Linked DNA regions of Homo sapiens: region 1 is linked to region 2. Evidence: read pairs that join two places in POLR2A ChIA-PET (ENCODE). Cell type or tissue: B cell. All regions are shown on one strand.

Evidence for each region. ChIA-PET counts read pairs that join two places held together with the same protein. Peaks named below come from ENCODE experiments on the same cell type or tissue, not always from the same donor. Only the 100,000 strongest peaks of a DNase experiment are listed, where the experiment ranks them.
Region 1: POLR2A ChIA-PET joins it to region 2 with 10 read pairs; 5 of 35 experiments call an interaction of 5 or more read pairs at or near these places.

What each region holds. Positions count from the first base shown.
Region 1 is chr6:134,634,956-134,638,955 of GRCh38, reverse strand. No RefSeq gene overlaps it. Among named protein-coding and RNA genes, the nearest start is that of LINC03002, 97 kb to the right of the region's middle. In B cell, no CTCF peak of the experiment used is centred here; a DNase peak (open chromatin) is centred at 2,325.
Region 2 is chr6:134,203,125-134,207,124 of GRCh38, reverse strand. The region is part of intron 3 of SGK1 (serum/glucocorticoid regulated kinase 1); the gene reads left to right. It overlaps LOC124901531 (small nucleolar RNA U13), which reads left to right and starts at 611; the gene lies at 611-714. In B cell, no CTCF peak of the experiment used is centred here; no DNase peak of the experiment used is centred here.

The DNA of each region.
Region 1 (4,000 bases), 430 kb before region 2:
TCTCGTGCCTCAGCCTCCCGAGTAGCGGGGACTACAGGCGCCTGCCACCACACTCAGCTAATTTTTGTATTATTATTATTTTTTTAGTAGAGACGGGGTTTCATCATGTTGGTCAGGCTGGTCTCGAACTTCTGACCTCAAGTGATCCACCTGCCTTGGCCTTCCAAAGTGCTGGGATTACAGGTGTGAGCCACTGCCCTGAGACCATTTATACTCTTTTCTGACATGATTCCTTCCCTTTGTAATACAAAAGTAAACTCCAGCTGCTTACTGTGTCTAGATAGGCCAATTCTGAATTTGTAGGTAATTCACAGTAATTGCTCTTATTAACTGAATTCTTACCAAGTGTTACAAACTATGCTGAACTCTTCCCATACAGTAATTGTGTGTGGTAAATGTTATTATCCCATCTCACACAAGAAGCTGAGGCTTGGAGAAATTAACTGACTTTCAAACAGTAACATATCTAAGAAATCATAAAGCCAGCCCTTGAACCTGGTCTGCTGAGCTCAAAACTTAATATATTCCTACTAGGTTATTCTGCTCAGCTGTTCTACTGAAGGTAGGGTTCTTGCTCTTCACCATAGCCATTTAAGGTGGGCCTCATTGTCCCAAATTCACAGAGAAGAAAATCATGACCAAGAAAAGTGAAGTGTCTTGTCACAAGCACACTGATTGTAGCTGAGTCAGTTTTCAAGAAAGAGGTCTTTGTCATTTTAAAACTGCCACTACACTGAGCTACCTGCTTGGGAGGTTTCAGGGTCTGTGGATTAAGTAAAATCACCATCACAGCATGTTTATAAAATGAGTAGGATTCGCCCAGTGCATTGCATGTTTCTAAGAATGCACTTTTATCAATGCTTTTAAGTCACTAGGGCACAACAGTAGATGCTCAATAAATATGTGCTGACTCAATAGAACTGAACTGTTAAAACATTAGTTCTCCTCTAATAGGCTTGGCAAAACAGCATTCTGGAGTGAGAAGGGATTTGAAAGGTAACTTTTCTCCATTATTTTATCCCAGTGAAGATACTAAGGGCCAAAATTTGCTCAAGGTCACAGAATTTCTGAGTCTCAAATGAGGAACTAGAGTGCAGGTCTTTAGATTCTCAGGTGAATGCTTTCTCCACCACAGGATACTTCCTCCCTGGGTACAATTTAAATGGAAAGCACAGACTAGTTTAAGAGAATATCAGTGGCCTGATTAGACAGTGAAGTTTCAATTCTTGCAAAAGTATTTTTATGTGAGGGCATTTGCCTACTGAACAGATCCTAGGTATATGGAATTAAATGCATTTTAGGATTGCCTAATTTGGAGAGTAAGTGCTTGATGGAAAAATAATGAAATTTTAGCAGACAAGGAGACAGTGTGATGGCGGTGGTGGGAGCAGAAGAAATGTGGGCTGCCCACTCGCACTTCTACCTCTAAACATTCTCTAAAGCTGCGAGGTATTCCTCTTGTGCTCAGCTCACTAAGTGATCGCCCCCTCTTCTCTCCTTCCCCCTGCTAAATAATCTTAAGGAGATCTTGATTGGCAGCTTGCTTTAGTCTACCCACACAGTACGAGGAGCTCTCACTCCCATCCCTAAAACACACTTTCTCAGCCCTCATATTTCATGTATCTTATTTTTCATTGCTCACTCACATTTAGATAGGAGTTTTGGCAATTCCTAAAGGACTGTGTCTTAGTTTTTTTTCCATATATCACCAACACTGTGAAATACAAAGCTGAGGATGAAGGGAAAGTAGACAACACAGGCCCACAAAACAGTAAAGCATCAAAATTTGCTCTTTCCATTTTGTTATTAGTATTATGATTTTTAGAGACAAAGTCTTACTCTGTCTCCCAGGCTGGAGTGCAGTGGCTTGATCACTGTAACTTTGAACTCCTGAACTCAAACTATCCTCCTACTTCAGCCTCCTAAGTAGCTGGTATTAGAGGCATGTATCACCATACCTGGCTAATTAAAAAAAAAATTTTTTTTTTGTAGAATCAGGGTCTCATTATATGGCTCAGCTGGTCTGAAACTCCTGGCCTCAAGCAATACTTGTGCTTTGGACTCCCAAAGTACTGGGATCCTTCCTTCCCTTCCCTTCCCTCCCTCCCTCCCTCCCTTCCTTGCTGTTAAATATATCAGGTGACACAGAAGGACTGGATGTAACTTTCTTTCTCCTCAACCTTTCTTCTAAAATAGGAGGCCCATGAAACACGGTCTGGTCTGCAACCCATGGCAGGATGGACTGAGACTCAGACTGATCAGTGTTATAGGCCGTGGGCGCTCTTTAGACCTGTGATGCACACACAGCAGCTGGATGGGGAACTCCCTGGCTGAGAGCCAGCTGGTTATTTTTTGCTGATGCTGTCAATAACACAAATTGTTCAGAGTGCCTACCCTTGCATTGTTCTCCTCTTCATCCTGCACATCTTAAAATTAACGAGCAGTCCTTTGACTACCCTGGCTCTTTCTTCTCCAGTTTTCTCAACCACCACACAGAATATGTCAGCAGTCAGATGGCACTGGCATGCCACCTATGGAGAATCGCCTCTGGCTTTAAGCCCAGACCAAGAGAAAACTAGAATTGGAATTTTTGGATGACGACTTTTGTCCTGATGCTTCCCAATAGCATTCGCTAAAGACTAGAGACAGATAGTTTGCAACTTAGCACCATGAGCAAAAGTTGCCTGGTTTTGCATTTTGACCATTGAGTAAAAGGACTCATGTTTAGCCAAGATTCTGAACTGGCTGTTGGGGCTGACTTGGTTCTCAGAGGTCTCCCTAATGACTGTGGAGCTAAAGGCTTAACTTCAAAGAATGTTTTGGAGAAATAGCCCCAATGAATTCCAAGCTCTGGGAAGGGGTTGGGGGATAGGGGTGGGACACAGGGGCTGGAGTGGGGAAGGGAGGGAATCCTTTCATGCCCATTAATGTATTGCTAATTGCATCATATCCAGATGTTTCCTTTCTCAACTTCAGAGGTAGAGGGCCTGAGAGATGGTGGTGCAGATGTTAAAAGCCTTGTCTTAAGTTTATACAAGTATGTAGCAGAGTGAAAAGATTGCCAGGTCTGAGTTGTACTCGTTACACCACTTCCACTACATTCATTTCAAAAAATGAATATAAATTAGCCAGCTCTGTTCTCATCATGAAAATACTTTTATTTTCCTGTGAAGAGGTTTTATCTCCCCAGTCAAATTATTGGCCCTCTGGTAGACTGTTAAGTCCAATACTTGTGTTCTCATCTTTGCAAACAATAAGTGCTCCATGAATAAATGCTGATTAATATAACAATAAGGTGGTTACAAGGATATACTTTCAGCCCTGGCCTACCCTACAACTTTTTTCTTTATTTTTCCTACTTTAAAAAAATTGCTGAGCCAATACTGCTCATCGTAAAAAGGCACTGAATATAAAATAATCATCTCCCACCTCTGCCCCATTTTATATATTTAAAATAATTAATGCTGTTAGGTAGATAGTCTTCCACATCTATTTCCATGTTCATACAAGTATATTCAAGCTATGGACACATACACAGTATTCACCTGTATTATTTTTAAAGCAAAACCAGCATTATTCTACATACATTACTCTGCAACCTTGTTTTTTCACTTATGTTGATATCACGGACAACTTTCCAAGTCAGTAAATATGCAGCTTATTTATTCTAATTGCTGCATAATAGTCCTATAATGGATATATCATAATTTACTCAACCATTCCCACGTCAGTGAATACTCAGCTTCCCACTGTCTTCTAAATAGCTTCTTATTTAATCAACACATTGCCTGGCCTCTTGCATATCAACTTCTGCTTTTTTATAACTAGGACAGGCCATGTCCAAAATGAGGTAATCTACTCCTTGGGCGAATGCCTCCAAACCACCAGGAAATTTGTTTTCTATGAATTAAAATACCTGTACTAAGGTGTCCTTTTTATTCCATAATTAAGGTTAGAGTATATCTTTTCTGGACACTGTTGTCTTTTAGGTAAGGTATGA
Region 2 (4,000 bases):
CCTCCCGAGTAGCTGGGACTGTAGGCGCCCGCCACCATGCCCAGCTAATTTTTTTGTATTTTTAGTAGAGATGGTGTTTCACCGTGTCAGCCAGGATGGTCTCGATCTCCTGACCTTGTGATTCGCCCGCCTCGGCCTCCCAAAGTGCTGGGATTACAGGCGTGAGCCACCGCGCCCGGCCTTGTTTATTTATTCTTACCTAACCCAACACTCGAATACACTGCAATTAATTTTTTTTTTGTTTTTTTTTTTTTTCTGGAGACGGAGTCTTGCTCTGTCGCCCAGGCTGGAGTGCGGTGGTACGATCTCGGCTCACTGCAACCTCCACCTCCAGGGTTCAAGCGATTCTCCTGCTTCAGCCCCCCAAGTAGCTGGGACTACAGGCATGAGCCACCATGCCTGGATAATTTTTGTATTTTTAATGGAGACAGGGTTTCACCATGTTAGCCAGGCTGGTCTCGAACTCCTGACCTCAGGCAATCTGCTGAGCTCGGCTTCCCAAAGTGCTAGGATTACAGGTGTGAGCCACCATACCTAGCCTTGCAATCAATTTTACCCTAAAAGTCCTTTTGTTATGTCTTCTTTTCAGTATCTAAAACGTATATACTAGATCCCTTTGTCGTTTATAAGTGTGATGATTGGGTTTTCATGTTCCTGTGTGAGATATGCCTCCTTCAAGCCTTGTTATGATGTCTGCACATTACCTGCCTGTCATTTAAAAAAAAAAAAAAAAAAAAAAAATATATATATATATATATATATATATATATATATATATATATATATCATCAGGTACAGCTTTGTGGATTGTGAAGCATATTTAAGTGTTGGGAGGAATGAGGAATGAGTCTATTTGCTGGAGTAGAAGACAGAGGAGTTGAATAAAGTGGGCAAACACATGAGTCCAAGTTTGTTTTCTAGGGCAAGGAAGAGATTTGAAAACCTAGGGTGAATCATACTTCAGAATACTTATGGGAGGGCATGTATACTTGCACTATGATATTAGGGCTGTACATCTAATCAGAATCAGAAGAATGCCACTTTATGAGATCGGAGAATATGCTTCAGGTTATATGATTAGAAATTACGCTTAGACAAAGAGTAGGGTATGTTCTCATAGCAAATAGAAGACATTTAAAAATTCTTTTTCACAAACACACATGAGCCGTGAGGCCTAATTGCACAAAGTAGACACTAGAAATAAAAGGGAAGGTGAAGCAAAAAGGAGCTAAAACAATTAAGAGAGTGATAATAGAGCTTTCACCTTTTCTAATGAAATAGGTCTAATGAAATAGAAAACTCACGCTGATATCTGATATTTGTATTATGCCTCACGCTTTTACAAGGAGTATTCACAGAAATCTAATGTAGTGTTTGCCGCAATCCCTTGAAATAGGAGAGACAGCCCTTTCCTTGTTATGCCTCTATTAGAAATGAAATAATAAGCTGAATAGGTTAGCTGACATATCCAAAGCTCGCAGCCAGAAAATACCAAGGCTAGGAGAATGGAGAGTGGACTGCCCAGTTCTATAGCACGCTTCTTAGGAAGAAGCAGCTCTCCTAGCAGAAACAGCTTGGGCTAAATCTGTGCTATAATCTGTTCTTCATAAAAGGGAGTCAGAGGCTGTGCCTATTAGCAGAAACAGGAGGACTTGAGAAGGAAAGTGAGAAACTTTCTGATGGCTTTTTTTTTTTTCAAAGACCAGACTTACGGTCTAAACATTATCAATTTCATCTGTCAAAAAATTGTTTTCTGTCTTGTTTTATTATATCTTTTGAAGAAAGAAGAAAAAACATAAAAGTGAATTAGCCTATTTATGCCATCATTTCAGTCCATCAGCAGTATACCACCACAATAAACAAGCCATCTGCTGGCTAATACTGCTAGTAAGATCTACAGCACATGTGTTATGAAGAAGCAATGTAGAATGAAACATTACCAAAGGAACATAAATGATTCTTGATGTTATGTAAAGAAAATGGAAAGGGAGGGAAATCTGTACAGGACAGGTCTAGAAAATGGTGCTTGACCAGCAGCCCTCAGGACTGCTCTATCTGTGAAGCAGCTATTCTTTATTCCTTTACTTTCTTAATAAACTTGCTTTCACTGAAAGAGAGAAAGAGAGAAACAGAGAAAGAAAGAAAGAAAGAAAAAGAAAGAAAGAAAGAAAAGGAGGGAGGGAGGGAAGGAAGGAAGGAAGAAAGAAAAGAAAGAAAGAAAAAGAAAATGTTGCTTGGACAATTTTTGAAGCCTAAATAAATTATGTTACGGGCTGGGTGTGGTGGCTCATGCCTGCAATCCCAGCACTTTGGGGGGCCAAGGTGGGTGGATCACCTGAGGTCAGGAGTTAGAGACCAGCCTGGCCAACATGGTGAAACCCCTTCTCTACTAAAAATACACAAATTAGCCGGGAGGTGTGGCACGTGCCTGTAATCCCAGCTACTTGGGAGACTGAGGCGGGAGAATCACTTGAACCCAGGAAGCAGAGGTTGCAGTAAGCCAAGATTGTGCCATTGCATTCCAGCCTGGGCAAAAAGAGTGAAATTCCATCTCAAAAAAAAAAAAAAAAGTTACAAGAAAAACTAATGCAGAACACATAGAGAAATAGGAATAGAAATATTTCAGACTTACTCTTTTTTTTTTTTTTTTTTCCTGAGATGGAGTCTTGCTCTGTCGCCCAGGCTGGAGTGCAGTGGTGCAATAGACATACTCATTTTTAAAACGTTTTTATTACTTTTCCTTCATCAGTAGTGTTACAAAGAATGGAGTGTCCCTCCTACAAGAGCTCATCTCATGAAGATCCTTCCCAGTCACCAACTTAACCAACTCATAAAGTAGGATCTATGTCTAGAGTAATTATTTATTTATTTATTTATTTATTTATTTATTTATTTATTTATTTTTTGCCTAGTTGGTCAGTCCATTACTAAGAGTGTTTTAAAATCTCCACCTCTAGTGGTAGAATTGTCTTTTGGTTCTTTTAATTCAGTCAATTTTTGCTTTATGTATTTTGAACCTCTGTTATTAGGCACATATACTTTTTTTTTTTTTTCTGAGGTGGAGTTTTGCTCTTGTTGCCCAGGCTGGAGTGCAATGGCATGATCTCGGCTCGGCTCACTGCAACCTCTGCCTCCTGGGTTCAAGCAATTCTCCTGCCTCAGCCTCCTGAGTAACTGGGATTACAGGCACATGCCATCACTCCCAGCTAATTCTTGTATTTTTAGTAGAGACGGGGTTTTGCCACGTTGTTCAGGCTGGTCTCTAACTCCTGACCTCAGGTGATCCACCCACCTCAGCCTCCCAAAGTGCTGGGATTACAGGCATGAGCCACCGTGCCCAACCACACACACATCTTTATGATTATTATTATTTCCTAATGAACTGATCATTTTATCATTAGGAAATTTCCTTCTTTATCTCTGGTAAAAGTCTTTGTTTTAAGTCTATTTCTTCTGATAGATACAGCCAGTCCAATCTTCTAAAGCCTACTTTTCACATGGCATATTTTTCTTTCCATTTTCTTTCAACCTGTGTCTTATAGTTAAGGTGCTTATCTTATAGACATCATGTGGTTAGATTTTCCTCTTAAAATCCTATCTAATGATCTCTGTTTTTTTTACTTGTGATGTTTAGCCCCTTTATACTTAATGTAATGACACAGTTAGATTTAACTTTACTGTTTTGCTATTTGTTTTCTATATGTCCCTTCTCTTCTTTGTTTGCTTATTCTTCCTTTCCTGACTTCTCTAGGATTATTTGAATAGGTTTTAGAATTTAATATTAATTTACCTGTTGACTTTCTAGTTATCCTCTTTGCATCACATTTTCAGTGGTGCTCTGAAGATTACAATAAATGACTTTATTTTTATTTTTATTTTTTTGAGACAGAGTCTCACTCTGTTGCCCAGGCTGGGGTGCAGTGGCACAATCTTGGCTCTCTGTGACCTCCACCTTCTGGGTTCAAGTAATTCTCCTGTCTCAGCCTCCCAGGTAGTGGGA